2 separate regions of the Mus musculus genome follow, and region 1 is linked to region 2. A link is a loop called in an ENCODE intact Hi-C map of the cell type or tissue named here. Cell type or tissue: gastrocnemius. All regions are shown on one strand.

Region 1 (8,000 bases), 290 kb before region 2:
GGGCTACCACAACTAGTGCACAGCAATCCTCAGTATATCATAACCCTTGCTACCAAGGTGTTAGACTCCACTAGTGCCTTGGTGTCTGCCCACCTCTCTACCGTGGCTCGTGGTGAAAGGCCTATGCCTGGCCTTGTTTGAGAGTCAGAAGTTGTTTGCTTATTATTACCTATGGTTGTTTCTCCAGCTTCATGGAATTTTACTCCATGCATTTCAGATAGTCTTATTTGGAGATTCACAGTCACCCCGGTGCAGAGCTCAAATGTCCCTTTACTGAGGCCTTGCCTCTCCCATGGCCTGCTGTGTCAGCTGAAGACACTAGTTGTTCCAGTACTGCGTCGCCACCTTTCCAGATCAGTAAAGAAAACTGGGCTTTTCTCAGAGATACCCTTTGCTGTGGACTGAATGTCTTTATCAGTCCAAAACCAGAGGCTGCAATGGAATTCCTATGATTGTATAGGGAGATGGGATCTTAGGCCTGTAGGTAATTTGATTATAAGAGTGGCACCCTTAGGGGTGGCATTCATGTCCTTACAAGAGAAAGAAGAACATTCTTATCTTTGCCAGGTGATGAGACAGTAAGCAGACTGCCATTTGTAAACTAGAACCAGGTCTTGGGACTCCGGGGCCATGGATGGTCCAGGCTTCAGAACTAGGAGAAAGAAAGAGTTGTCGACTAAGCCACCGTCCATATTGTTCTAGTTACAGCAGCCATGACTAAGTCACCTCCCTGCTCTACATCCTGGAAACTGCCTTCAGGCAGTAAGCTAGGAAAACAGAGTGCTTTGTTTTGCTTCTCTTGGGGACAGAATGGCACTTCCTGTGCAGAGCATCTGAAGAGTCGCCATACACTTTATCTGCTTCCTATTTGTGTATGGCTGGAAGGCAGAATAGTTCATTCTTTTTAGAAACTAGGAATTTCTATAAAAGTAGAAAAAAGAAAATTTTAATCCATTTAAAAATTTTTTTTCCTCTTCTTGCAACACATTGCTAAGTGTCTGAGAGTGTTCAGACAGGACAAACGCAAATGTACAACGTGGCCGCTAACCTTCAGGAACTTTGGTAGATTTGTGGGCAAACTGAATAACTCACGGTAATATAGTGTGAGTAAAACTGCTAGTACACTGCTAGTAAAACTGCTAGTAAAAAGAATAGGCATGCATGGAAGGGGGATGGTTTTATCGGCTATTTATTTACAGTCCAAATGTTCTCCCCCTTCCTGGTTTGGAAGGGGATTATTAACATAGCCTGTAGAATATTCTGCTGAGTAGGCTTCACAGAGGAAAAACATTTGAGCTGGACTCCAAGGGATGAGTGAGAAACTACTATATAAAGATGGGGGGGGTTCCAAGTTTTATAATCTTTGATATAAACAAAAAGAAGCTATATAAAGCCAAACTAGCTCTTTGCTAAAGTTATATTTGGGATCTGCTGTCATCTAGACAGCCATAGGTCAGGAGGTAAAAGTCTGCTTTCAGCTTAGGCTTTTTCTGTCCGTGACTGAGGTAAGTTCTCCCCATATCGCCTGGACCATGATAGAAAAACAGGTGAGAATCGAACCATCCCTCTACCTCAGTAGTATACTCAGGTTTTGATTTCAGTTACTCTCCTGGTTAGCTCAGCTTGGGTATGGTGCATCAGCCCTGTAATCCTAGCACTTGGAGGCAGAGGCAAAGCACGGCTGTAATTTGGAGATCGGCCTGGGTTGCATAGCAAGTTTGAGGTCTCCTCGGGCTCATAGTGAAAACCTCCCTCAAACAAACCAACGTTAGAGTAATTGCCAGCATGTGTACTGAGTATTCATTATTTTTATTTACATTTGTAATTTGTGCTATATTCTGAATTTAAACCTAAGTATGTGGAGCCATGTCACTGTAAACAATATTCCTATCTGAGCTAGTTAAAATATTGCTGAGGTATGACAATAAGAGATGTATTTATTTTCTCTGAAGCTCGTCTTTGTTAGTAGTTTGTGACAGCCTGAATACATAAGGGTAGACTGTATAAAATTCAGTCAGTCCTTTTAAGTTTTTTTACTTTTCAAAAACCCTCTTTATACTTCTACTTTTTTTTTTTTTTTTTTTTTTTTTTTGGTTTTTCGAGACAGGGTTTCTCTGTGTAGCCCTGGCTGTCCTGGAACTCACTTTGTAGACCAGGCTGGCCTCGAACTCAGAAATCCGCCTGCCTCTGCCTCCCAAGTGCTGGGATTAAAGGCGTGCGCCACCACGCCCGGCTCTATACTTCTACTTTTAAGCATACTAGCAACTAGAAGTGAAATGTCAATTTAGGAAAGGTGAGGCTTTATAAATATTTCCAGAATTGAAAAAAAAAAAAGTCCTTTCCACGTCTCAGATTTTAACTGATGATTGGACAGCTTGATTGGTAACAGTCTTACAGAATGCAGAGTTGATTGTGGATAAAGTTCTTAACTCCTGAACAGAAGGGAGTCAGTCACATCCTAGATTTAGAACTCTGCTGTCTAAAATATTTATTCATCCATCTAGACAAATGTATTTATTCTTTTTGTTCACAGCTATCTTTAGGCTAGAGATACAAAAGCAGAACCACGGTTATGGCCCACGAAGAGTCCCTGGTGTAAAAAACAAGGGGGTGGGAGGGCCTGTCATGGCAGCACATGGTAAGGGCTCACAGATGTGGGGAACCTAAGGGAAGACAAGCTATTCTGAGACGTAAAGGTTGCCGAGAATGAGAAGAGTGTGGAAGAACCTCTGGTCATCTTGCGAGTGTGGACTGAGCACGCCTTATTCTAAATGCCTTGGGATATTAATGTTTTAGGTTTGGGGTATTTTCATAGGCTTTAGGTGTTTTGAAATCTGAAACTTCTGAGCACTGACACCGAGTTCAAAAAGTTTCACATTTTAGAGCATTTCAGGTTTTTGAAGAAAGGATGCTCAATATATAACGTCTTTGGGTAGGAGGGGGTTCAAGACAGGGTTTCTCTGTGTAGTCCTAGCTGTCTCAGAACTTGCTGTGTAGACCAGGCTGGCCTTAAACTCAGAGATCTGCCTCCTCTGCTTCTCAAGTGCTGGAAATAAAGACATGTGTGATCACTGTCTGGTGCAATCTGAAATTATTTCCAAAATGTTTAACAGGTTACCAGGTGAAACTTAAAAACTGCTGGTGGTCAGGCCCTGGCTTCAGAGTCACTTTCAGGGACTGGGATATAAGGAGTGTGTTACACTAGCATTTTAAGTGACCTTGAATGGGTGCATGGGCCATGTATTGGATAAACTAATTTGAAGATGGTAAATTTGAATTCTACTTATTGTCACAAAATTTAGATTATTCAGTAATGATTTTAGTGATGATTGCTTTGTGGAGCTAGGGGTTCCTCAGGCTTACTCAGCAAGTGCTGTAGCACAGAGCTGCTTTCGTTCCTCAGCCCCAGACGGTTTTTGTTTTTGTTTTTTTTCCTTTTTGCTTGTTTGTTTTTTAAAGGCGTGTGATTTTGGAAACTTGCTATTGGACTTTGGGTCTTTGGGATCAGTCTCAAGTCTTCAGGTTTGGAGGCCGGTATCCTAACCCTCTGAGCCATCTAAAAGTGACAACACTTTTGCCACTAGATGTCACTAGAATAAAACAGCTGGCTGCGGAAGTGTCTGTACCCTGTGCCCAGTGTTAGGAACATGGGCTCCCGAGCATCTGGATCTCCGTTTAGAACCAGGTCACAGCTCATTTCAAATGCAAGTTAGCTGGAAAGCATACATGTTCTGTGACATGACAGTCATCTGTAATTGCCTCCTTTAGTGTTTAGCAAGACAGGAAAGGAAAAAACGTCTGACCAGAGGAAACTCTAGCGTGACCTTACATTGTGTATGTAGGAAACTCTTTTCAGTTTATCACTGTGCTCAAAGAAATAATTGTGTTTATTGGAGGCATTTTAAATATCTGTCTGCTGGTGAGTGGATAAGTAAAATACCACATGTCCAGGAAATGGAATAAAAATCCTACTTAGCACTAGAAAGAAACTAGTGGATGAGCTGGAAACCACAATTGCGTGGATTCAGGAGAGCCAGCCCAAACTGGGAGACCCTGTCAGCAGGATGGGAGGAAAATAGGTTGGATGCAATGATCTAAGTAGAAATCAAGAGGTGAGAAGACCTAAGTGAAATGATCTTCATTTTGCAGGTTATCCTTGGTCCTGCCTTGAGTCTGGGTAACATTGAACCTGAGTTTCTGGTTACTGGGTGTAGATGGAGCCATTTATTTTGTTTATTGTCAGTTCTTTGATAAGTTTCATACATGTATATGATGTATTCTCTTAATTCCTCTCTGTACCCTCTCATCCCCCTCTCATCCCTATGAACCCCCACACCTTGTCTCTTTCCATGTGGTTGCTGGGAATTGAACTCAGGACCTTCAGAAGAGCAGTCAGTGCTCTTAACCACTGAGCCATCTCTCCAGCTCCCAATACTGAACTATTTCTTGTGTTTAACATCTAAAGTTATTTTGTTTTTGTTTTCTTGAGACAGGCTCTTATGTAGCCCAGGCTTACCTTGAACTCACTGTGTAGCCATCCACCTCCAAAGTGCTGGGATTTCAGACACGCACCATCATACCTCATTCTGTGTGGTGCTAGGACTCAGTCTCAGGCCTTCATGCATGCTAGACAACACTGTCTCGAATGAACCTCATCCCTGCTCAGAGGATCACAGGTTCAAGGCCAGCCTGCACTACAGAGTAAGACCTTGTCTCACCCCACTTCCAAATTTCTCTCTTCAAATACTATCTTTATCACTGTTTAATTTCAGTTTGGTTGAATAAATTTTGATTTTCTTTTTTCATTTCCCCTTTTCTGGGTGCTTCAGGGTTATGCCTTTTTATTGTCTTGTTTTTAATCTTTACTGGGGCCTTTAAACTTTTACATTAAGATTTAAGCCATGGTTATCCGAGGCTCTCAGTACACATCTCCTCCTCCTTATTTGAGATAGCCTTGTAGGGCATGCTGCTCCCACTTCTGGCCCCTGGATCTCCCGAGAGCACACGCCAGGTTCTTTGTATCTTTTGTGCTTGCTGTCACACAGTCTTCCTGTGTGCTGTAAATGCACTCTATCTGACTGTTCCTGCCTTTTGCTTTAGGTCGGGTGTTGGCAAACATTTTCTTTAAAGGCGTGGTGGTAGTTTAGGCTTTGCAGGTTCTCTGGCCCTTGTTATAAGAGCAACCACAGGTGATGGATGAAAGAATGAGCGTGACTGTATTCCTATGTAACCTGACTTATAACAGCCCAAAGGAGTAAGATTCGGCCTTTGGACCATGCTTTGTTGACTCCCACTTCAAACGCTCAGTGAGTTGGTGATTAGCCATTCCCAGAGACTCCCCTTTCCTTAGGTAGGTCCAGGTTTCTGTTTGCCATCCTGCTCCTCCCTAGAGGACTTCCCTTAGCATTTCTTGCAGTGTAGGTCTGCTAGTAATAAGACTCTTGCCCTTGTTTATTTTTCTGAAAAAGTCTTTATTTCTCTCTAGTTTGTTCATAACTATACTCTATGAAGGAAATATTTACTTTTACTTTATGTACATGCATGTGTGTGCATCACAAGCACACAGTGCCCAAAGAATCTAGAAGAGGCCATCATATTTCCAATGTTTTAGTTAGGGTTTCGTTGCTGTGAAGAGACATCATGACCAAGGCAATGCTTATAAAAGAAAACATTTAACTGGAGTTGGCTTACAGGTTCAGAGGTTTAGTCCATTATCATCATGGTAGGAAGCATGGTAGCATCCAAGGAGATATGGTGCTGGAGAAGGAGCTGAGAGTTCTACATCTTGATCTGTAGACACTAGGAGACTGTGTGGCAACACTGGTTATAGCTTGAGCATAGGAGACCTCAAAGCTCACCCCCATAGTGACACTCTTTCTCCAACAAGGCCACACCTCCAAATAGTACTATTCTCAATGATGAAGCATTGAAACACATGAGTCTAGTAGGCCATTCCTATGAAACCATCACACCCTAGAAGTGGCCTTACAAATGGTTGTGAGTTAACATGTGGGGCTGGGAACAGAATTTGGGTCTTTTAAGCAGACAGTGCTCTTAACTGCTAAGCCATCTCTCCAGCCCTCTCCTTAGGATTTTATTTTATTTTATTTTATCTTATTTTATTTTATTTATATGAGTACATTGCAGCTATCTTGAGACACAGTAGAAGAAGGCATCGGATCTCATTACAGATGGTTGTGAACCACCATGTGGATGCTGGGAATTGAACTCAGGGCCTTGAAGAACAGTCAGTGCTCGTAATTGCTGAATCATCCTCAGTTTTAAAAAATGGTTCTTGTTTTTGTTCTTTCTGTATCTCTATTCTTTGTCTTACTTCAACAAATTTTCCTTTAATTCTTTTTAAAGTAAGATATAGTTTAAACACCACACAGTGCACCTGTCTTATTATGTAGTTCTGAGAATGTTGATGGATCCATACCATTGTGTTAGCATCCTCATAACCACAGTATATAGTAATCCCTCCATTCCTCAGAACTTGTGCTGTGCACCTTTGTGGTCAGTTTCATCCCTTACCTGTGTGCCCACCGCCATTGCTCTGCTCCCTGATCCTGGAGTTTACCTTTCCCAGTGCTGTATAGAACCATGCGGCACGCATCCTTTAGAGTCTGTTTCTTTTTCCACTTAGAGTAATGCAATCAAGAGTTATTCATACTATCAAGAGCTTGCTCCCTTTCATTCCTGGTGTTTGATTTTATGTATGTATCATAGTTTGAATATTTTTTAGTTGGAGAAAATTTGGAATGTTTCAAATATTTGACAGTTATAAACAAAGACACTGTAATAGCAGTTTTATGGAAGTTACAATGTATGTCAAGATGGCTTTTAAAAATATTAAATGAAGCTGGCTATGGAAGCACATGACTTTAGTTTCAGTAATTGGGAGGAAGAGGCAGGCAGATCTCTGAGTCTGAGGCCTGCCTGGGCGATAGAGTGAGTTCTAAGACAGACAGAACTATACAAAGAAACTGTGTCTCAAAACAAAAACAAACACAAAGAAACAAAAAACTCAAACACAAATTTAATGAACCAGTGTACATTGAACAAGGACTATCTGAACATTCAGGTTCATAATATTCTGCAAGCATTATTAAGACTTCCAAAATAGAAATGCCTTTTATTCTCATAAGGTAAAAAATTATAGAGTAGTTGTTTTCTGGGCTGAGGTGGTTCCTTGAGTGACATGATTTTTGTGTCACTCAGGCCTCTGATTGCAAACCTACATGCATTCCATGTTGGTCTGTCTAGAGTTTGACCTATGCAACTGAGCACCTACTCCAAGTGCAATCTGGGTCCTCTGTGTCTTTCCACAGGCTGGACCTTTTTTATATGCATGCTATATTCCTTTCAGTATAGCTCAAGTTAAAGTTTCTCAGTAGCACATTCCCTTGAGTCCTGTAAAACCCTAAAGTATTTTCACATGCTTTGACTTTAAGCCACACCTCCCCACCATCTGGTTTTCCAGATAGTTTTCAGATTGCTAGTATAAGATAAATATTGTTTGACCCCATTGTGAAGTTATGTTTCTGTATTGTTGAAGCTTTTTGCTTTTTCTATTTCTATAATTTTTACAACTAGCATCCTAAGTGGAAAATTTCAGATGACCTTAAAATGCTTAACAGGGCAGAATCCAAATGTAAAGGCTATAGGAGATCACATAATACTATTCTTGACAGAGCAAGAACTCTTTCTGTCTGGTAAGTTTTGAAATTACCTAGGTTTACCTTAGGATTTTAAGAGGATATTGCTAATGTTATGTGCAACAAGTGACAGATAATGCTGCTTATTTATTGACAGTTTTTGTTTGGTTTTGAGACAGTCTAAAAGGCTTCATGTGCACTGTGTAGCTCAGGATGACTTCCAATGCCCTACCCTCTTGTCTTTACCTCCATGCTGGAACTTAGGCATGGGCCATGATGCCCCACTTACAGGTTTCTGGGGCTCTAACCCAGGTCCTTGTATATGAGGCAAGCATTCTATCA
Region 2 (8,000 bases):
ATCCCTCCTACCTCTACCCCCAAGTTCCTCTACCTCCCCAGTACTGGGATTAAAGGAGTGTGCCATCATACCTCAATCTTGGTGATAGATTTTTCTTTTTTAAGGTCCCTGGTGTTTGGTAATTTTTTTTTGTAGTATTTTATTTATTGCTGACACAGTTTGGCCCAGAGAAGGATTTTAGATTTTTCTTCCTACATCTTTGCTCAGCTAAACACCATTGTTCAAGATCTCGAACCACCAGGGCATAAAACTGAAGTACTGAGGCCCCTTCCTAGTGTTTGGCCTTTAGAACACTTGCCTAATTCTCTGTAGTAATTACATTCCTGTCCATCTCCTCCAGCAGACTATTATGAGCACAATACACTAGTCATGTCGGAGATAACAGCCTGACCTCAGCGTGGCTGCAAAATGAAGCCACTTTTGGCTTTCCTAAGCCATCAGGTAACATCGTCACATGGTCTTCCTTTTCTAATGAGAGCCTAGATATTCACTGCTCATCCCGCACGAAGGGACTATTGCTTTCCTCGACTCCTGTGAGTATGTAGTTTGTGGCCATGAATTAGGAACTTAGCTTTCTTGGAAAATAACCTGAGCTGTGTCAGTGGAATGCATTGATGCCAGCAAGGAAATAGGAATCCTGGGACTGTGGCCAGAAGGAACCTATAAGTCATCTTGTCTAAAGTCCCTGCAGGAAATTACAAATTAGAATTCTCTCATCTGTAAATAGAAAGATTGGGCGAGTGACCTCGTGTACCCAATATTCTGTGATCCAGCTCAGGTCAGCCAAGTACAGGGTGGTAACTAAAGACTGGTCGGGTAATGGAAATGTAAAATGATTTTCCCCAGTGCACAGTGCTCTTGAGTAAGTCACGGAAGAGCTAGTCTCGCAGGAGGCATTCTCTGGTGTGCCAGCTGCGAAAGATCAAGGAATACAAGTTTGGGGATAATGTTACCAGTAAGATCTCACGTGGTAAGAAGATGGAAGAGGTTCAGTTTTCTGTGGTTTGTTAAGGCATCCTCCAGTTAATGGGGATGGTATTTATGCCTCCCTTACGTGCCTAGGAAACCAAACACACGATACAGCGCTTAATGCTATTGGTGTTAGGTAGAAAAAAATAAATTCTAGAATGCCCTGAGCATGCTGGAAGTGGGGCAGGAGGATCAGAGGTTCAAGGTCAGCCTAGGCTACATGAGACCTTGTCTCCAAAAAAAAACCCTAAAAAGTGGCTACAGAGATTGCTCAGTGGGTAAAGCGGCTGTCACAGAGCCTGACAACTAGAGCTTAATTCCTGGACCCCACCCACATGGTGGAGGGAGAGCCCTGACTGCTTCAAACTGCCCTCTGACATCCACATGCTTGGCTGTAGCATGTGTGTGCACTCACGTGTGCCCATACCAAATAAATAAGTAAACAAATATGGAATACATATTTTTATATATTATGTACGTATGTGTTTGTATGTGTGTATGCATATATATTATGTGTGTTTCTGTATGTATGCATGCATATTATTAAATATGTGCATATTATGTATTATGTGTGTGTGTTTCTAAGAGGCTGAAACTGGCTGTCTCCCTCAATCTCTCACACATTTTTTGTTGTTGTTGTTTGGTTTTTTTTTTTTTAAGACAGGGTTTCTCTGTGTAGCCCTGGCTGTCCTGGAACTCACTCTGTAGACCAGGCTGGCCTCAAACTCAGAAATCCACCTGCCTCTGCCTCCCGAGTCCGGGGATTAAAGGCGTGCGCCACCACTGCCCGGCTTCTCTTACACATTTTTTGAGACAGTTTTCTACTGAACCTGGAGCTCCTTAGCACAGGAACACCTTGAATTTTTTTCTCAAAAGATTTATTTATATTTTTATGTGGGTGAGTGCTCTGGCCACTGTTTGTACATGCACCATATGTGTGCAGTGTCCATGGGGACCAGAAAAGGCCATCAGATTCCTTTGGAGCTGGACTGACCCAGGGCTGTTAGTTGCCATGTGGGTGCTGGGACCTGGGTCCAAACCCCCAACCCCCAACAGGGTTTCTCTGTGTAGCCTTGGCTGTCCTGGAACTCACTCTGTAGACCAGGCAAATCTCTAAGTTGGAGATCCACCTGCCTCTGCCTTCTGAGTGCTTGGATCAAAGGTATGTGCTACCCAGCTCAAAGCCTCTTTAAAAAAAATTAATTTTTATTTATTTTTTTAGAAGACATTTTCTTTTTTTTCCCTTGTTGTCTTCCTCCTCCTCCTCCTTGTTTTCTAATATTTATTTATTTTATGTGAGCCCACTGTAGTTGTCTTCAGACACACCAGAAAGAGGGCATCAGATCCCATTACAGATGGGCTGTGAACCACCATGTGGGAATTGAACTCAGGATCTCTGAAAGAGCAGTCAGTGCTCTTAACTGCTGAGCCATCTCTCCAGCCCTTATTTTTATTTTTAAAACCACATACGTATGTTTGCTTGTATGCATGTTCCTTCAGAGGCCAGAAGCGTCTGTCAGAACCCCCTGGGGACAGAGTTATAGGTGGCATGAGCTGCCTGATGTGGGTGCTGGGTCCTTCGAGAAGCAGTATGTGTTCTTAATTACTGAACAGCCTGGTCTACAGAGTGAGTTCCAGGACAGCCAGGGCTCTCCAGGTCCCAAACCTAATCCTCTGCCTCCACCCCCGAGCACTGAGACATGGGCTTCTGCCACCACGCATCCACCCAGCCTTTCCTTGGTATGCTGCTTAGCACACACGAAACACGACTATTAAAGGAAAAGCTTCATTAAGTGAAACTGATGTAGGACGACATACTTGAGCCATCAGACCACACAGTGGTCATAGTAACAGGATTTAGGTATTTGAAGAGTGAGATCCCAGCAAGAGCCAGGCATATGAGGCCAGAGGCTGGGAATGCAGCCCAGAGGTAGGGGGCTTGCTTAGCACAGAGCCTGCGTTCTTTCCCCAGCACTGAAGGGAGTGAGAATTGAAGGCCAGTTTGGATTGCGGAGACTCTGTGTAGAGTCTGCCTGTTGAATCAGAGGCCTCAGGAGGTCGACCTCATCAAGGCTACTTCTCCACCCAGTTACTGGTTTTAGCGGGAGTTCCCTTCTTATTGTCGTAATGAGTGGCTGCTTGTGCTATTTTTGGGCCAGTTGGTGTTTTGCTATTTGGCTGTATAAGCTAATAGCCCATGGATGAAAAAAAGACTCATTTTCTTTAAAGAACCAGCATAAAAAAAAAACTTCAGTGTGTGTGTGTGTGTGCGCGCGCGCGCGCGTGCGCGCACGCACACGCACACACACACACACACACACACACACACACACACACACACACACACACACACACACACACAAGCACTTGAACGTGTGCCAAGGCCAGAAAATAACTTGGAGAATCAGTTCGCTTCCACCGTGTGCGTTCTGGGGCTTGAACTCACGTCATCAGGCTTGGCAGCAAGCATCGTTACCTTCCGAGGATCCTCTAGACTCTCAGCAGCTTTTTTTGTTTTCTTATTTCTGTGTGTGTGTGTGTGTGTGTGTGTGTGTGTGTGTGTGTGTGTGTGTTTAAACTATTTTATGTGTTTGAGTGTTTGCCTACATGTATGTTATGTGCACGTCTTGCATGTGGAGATAAGAAAGGGATGTGGGACACCCTGGAACTGGAGATGTGCGTGGTTGTGAGCTACCCCACGAGGAGGAATCACAGTCAGGTCCTCTTTGAGAACACCAAGCGCTCTGAACCACCGAGCCATCTCTCTAGCCCTTATTTCTGTCTTTTGTTCGTCTGTTTGTTTTTGGTTTTTTGAGATAAAGTCTAATGTAGCTCAGGTTAGTTTTAAATTACCTAGGAAGTAGAGGCTGGCCTTGAAATTTTAACTTCCGGTTTCAACCTCCAAGCAGCTAGTATCATAGGTGCGTGCCATTCACACCCACCCACGGTTCATTCTCAATCTCTCTCTCTCTCTCTCTCTCTCTCTCTCTCTCTCTCTCTCTCTCTCTCTCTCTCTCTCTCTCTCTCTCTCTCTCTCTCTCTCTCTCTCTCTCTCTCTCTCTCTCTCTCTCTCTCTCTCTCTCTCTCTCTCTCTCTCTCTCTCTCTCTCTCTTCCTTCTTGTTTTAAAGTTATTGACCATTATTAGCTTCGGGGCAAGGTCTCACTAGTCACCCAGGCTAGCCTTCAGCTTTGTCCTCTTGTTTCGGCTTTCTCCCAAGTGTGTGTGGGGGGGGGGATAATAAAAATGAGCAACCCAGGGATTTTTGTTGTTGTTGACTTGTTATTTTGGAACTTGAAGATTAGCAAAGAGAGCCCTCTGCTGGCCAAAGTGGCACAGTGACCAAAGTTGATCCGAGGCTAGGCCAAAAGTTGCCGCGGGCCAGATCAGCTGTCTTTGGGTTTTTCAGTTAACAACTTAATATTTTTCTGTTCATTTCTTCAGCTGTCAACCCAGGTTTGTTTGGAGCTCGTGAATGTGATCTCTGATCCCCAACTCAGTCCCCGCTCTCACCTCCACCATTCATGTGTAGTTGAAGATGACTCTAAACTTCCAGTCTTTCTGCCTCCACCTCCAAGTGTTAGGGTTCCACGGGGTGAGCCCCCTACCCCCGCGCCAGTTTTCTGTAGTGCGGGGGAGGCAGAGTTTTGTGCATGCTAGACAAGCACTCTACTGACGGGGGGCTAAATCCTAGTCTCCCACTGCAGAGTCTTCCATGTTTAGGAAAAGAAGTTTTTATTGGGTGTGGTAGCTCACGCCTGTAATTCCAGGCACTTGGAAGACTGATGTGGAAGATTGAATGGATTTCAGGCCAGCCTGGGCTACATAGTTAGGTACAAGCCAGCTTGGGCTACAGAGTAAGACCCCCCCCCCCAACCCCCGACTCCTGCCCCGGGAATGTCGAAAAACAAACTCCAAAAAAAGAGCTGGGCATGGTGGCATGGTGGTGGTGCACAGATTTAATCCTAGCAGTTAGGAGGTGGAAGCTGGCGTCTATCCTCTCAAAAAAAAAAAAAAGAAGAGAGGGAGACAGAGAAAGAGAAAAGTTAAAAGTCTTACCTTTTATACTTCTTGAAACTAAAAACTGTGGGCCCAACCTTGAAATAACTCCTACATCTTATCACCTGTTTCCATTTTCTGCCGCCCCTCCCCCCACTGTCCTGCCCCCCCCACACACACACATTGCCCTCTCCCCACTCTGTCCTGCCTCCCTCCTCTGCTCTGCCTCCCACCCACCCCCAACGCGCGCCCCGCCTCCCCTTTCCAAGCAAGACAAAATAAAACCAATCTTCACTCAAAAGAATGATGGGATGGAAAGCTAGCTGGAGGGAAGTGGCCGCTTATCTCCTGCAGATCCCCAGCTGAATGCCAGCGCTGGGGCCCAGTCTGCTGTACACCTGAGAAACGTTGAGCTCGCTTCTCATGTCCCTGGCTGAGTTGTGGACCGTGGGAAAGAGGGCGCACAATGGGGGAGTGCTGGCTGCTTATCTAGAGGAGAAAGGGGATGTCTCCTGGGGACCTTCCATGGAGGCTTGGCAACAATGCGTTGCTCTTGTGTGATTGCACTGAGAACTTCCCTGCCCGTTGCGTTTTTTTTTTTTTTTTCTCCCCTGAAACAAAAATCTTATGTAGACCAGGCTGGCCTATACCTCTCAATCCTTCTACTTCTAAAGAATATAGGCATGTGCTACCTCGCACTCCCAACTGTGTGTAATCATTATTAATTTTGAGACAGGACCTTACTATGTAGCCTGACTGTCTTGAAACTTGCTATGTAGACCAAGCGGTCCTTGAACTCACAGAGATCCACTTGCCTCTGTACCCTAGTGTTGGGATTAAAGGTGTGCACCACTATGCCTGGTTCTCTGTACAATCTTAGCTAAGTAAAAGGCCTGCATAAAATAACAGTTAAGTTTGTAGTCCGTATTTTATTATATTGTTACTGTAGGATATGATACTTTCTAACCATGAGAAGGTCTCTCTCTCTCTCTCTCTCTCTCTCTCTCTCTCCCTTTGTGGAGGCTAAAGTTAGATATCAGTCAGGCATCTTCCTATATTGTTCACACTTGCATTTTTAAACCATGGCCTTCCACGCTGGAGTTCCCTAACTGTCTGGAAAGGTTGGTCAGAGAGTCCCTGGGATCCTCCTGCTCTTAGCAATGGGATGACAGGTATGCTCCATCATGCACCTTTTTGAGGTGTAGGGCGGCAAGCCAGGGCTTCGTGAACCCTGGGCAAGCACTCTGCCAGCTAAGCTGTATCCCATGCCCTGAAGCTGCACTGTCTGAGATACCTGGACCATCACTGCTTTGTCTGTAGAGATGGCCTTCCCTTGTACTTCTTCCTCCCCTTCAAGGGTTGTGCAACATCCCTCTAGGAGCCTGTAAATGCTTGCATGCCACACATAAGCACCTGGATCCATTAGCTAGCCACAGTCGTCTTTCATTTCTTCTGAGCTAAAACCTCTCACTGGATATTTCGAGGGAAAACGATGAGACCATTGGATTTGAGGATATTCTTAATGCTCCATCACACTGATGGGCAAGCCATACTTGATGGCAGAATATAAGCTGGGCTTGCTGTAACATCAAGTGTTGGCAGGAGGGACAGTATTTTTTGTAGTTGCTTCTGCTACAGTCTGATGTACACAGCATGAAAGTGCTTAGAAGGAAACTAAAGTTGCTTCTTACTGTTCTCGTCCCTGCTTCCTTGGTGTAATATGGTACATTTTACTGGAGGTGTAGTCTCTTTCTTTCTCTCTTTCCTTCTTTCTTTCTTTCTTTCTTTCTTTCTTTCTTTCTTTCTTTCTTTCTTTCTTTCTTTCTTTCTTTCTTTCTTTCTTTCTTATTTTTTTAGGTGTCGTCTCTTAGTCCAATGGGTGAAATATTTAATTCCAGAAATTTCATATACTATAGTGAGCCAACTATGTAGATATTTTATCTCATTCTTATTACTCCCCCAAGCTCCCTTCCCCGACTCTTGCTGGGGACCAGACTCTGGGTCTTGCACGTCCTAGAGAAGTGCTCAATACCAGTCACCTATACACCCAGCTCCTAACTATACAGTTCTAAAAAGCAATGTGCCCTTGTAAGAGTTTCAAACTACACCCTATAGTTTCCAGTCTTGGTATACTATTTGTTTGCCATCTATCTATCTTATTTATTAGCAGGCTCTTATACTGTCTGTTGGCTTGCTTGCTTGCTTATTTATTTATTTATTTATTTATTTATTTATTTATTTATTTATTTATTTATGAGCAGGTTCTCATTCAGCCCAGGCTGGCCTTTAACTTACCATGTAGCCCAGGCTGGCCTTTAACTCACCATGTAGCCCAGGCTGGCCTTTAACTCACTATGTAGCCCAGGCTGGCCTTTAACTTACCATGTAGCCCAGGCTGGCCTTTAACTCACTATGTAGCCCAGGATGGCCTTTAACTCACTATGTAGCCCAGGCTGGCCTTTAACTCACTATGTAGCCAAGGATGACCCTGACCCCTGATCCTCTTGTTTCCACCCCTAAAGTGTTAGGACAACAGGTGTGTGCAACACTCCCTGCTTTGCTGTCGGTCGCTCTGGGACAGGGTCTTGCTGTGTAACTTAGGGTGCCCTGGGATTCTGTCTGCATACTGGCAGCTTGAAAGCATGCTCTTTCTCTTGAGAATGCTGGAATTACAGACTTAGGGGACCACGCTGGGTTACACTGTTGATGTTTATAGTGAAGTTTTGTGCATGGTAAATTGTATCCCTCTGCTGCTGCCACAAAATGTCTTGGGACAGAGGAGATGGCTCAGTAAATAAAGGGGCCTGGGTTCAATTCTCAGGACCTACATCCTACATGGTGCTGGAAGGGATAACTGAGCCCTGCAGGTTTTCCTCTGATCTACACACAGACAGACACACATACAGACACACAGACACACACACACACACACCACCACCACCACTACCACCATGGCATGTATGCATGCAGCCAAACCCATATCCGAATAATTAAATGAAGTTATTTTTGTTTTGTATTGTTTTTGCATTTGTG

Evidence for each region. Hi-C counts contacts between places; a loop is a spot of excess contacts. Peaks named below come from ENCODE experiments on the same cell type or tissue, not always from the same donor. Only the 100,000 strongest peaks of a DNase experiment are listed, where the experiment ranks them.
Region 1: a loop joins it to region 2, with 2.7 times the contacts of the local background. A loop is called at or near these places in 20 of 42 quality-filtered maps.

What each region holds. Positions count from the first base shown.
Region 1 is chr6:134,655,950-134,663,949 of GRCm38, forward strand. All of the region lies in intron 2 of Borcs5 (BLOC-1 related complex subunit 5), which reads left to right. Among named protein-coding and RNA genes, the nearest start is that of Borcs5, 19 kb to the left of the region's middle. In gastrocnemius, a CTCF peak has its summit at 3,591 (motif pointing right); a DNase peak (open chromatin) is centred at 3,608; H3K4me3 peaks cover 170 bases; H3K27ac peaks cover 1,167 bases.
Region 2 is chr6:134,943,297-134,951,296 of GRCm38, forward strand. All of the region lies in intron 1 of Lockd (lncRNA downstream of Cdkn1b), which reads left to right. Among named protein-coding and RNA genes, the nearest start is that of Lockd, 18 kb to the left of the region's middle. In gastrocnemius, a CTCF peak has its summit at 4,296 (motif pointing left); a DNase peak (open chromatin) is centred at 4,293; H3K4me3 peaks cover 500 bases; H3K27ac peaks cover 1,339 bases.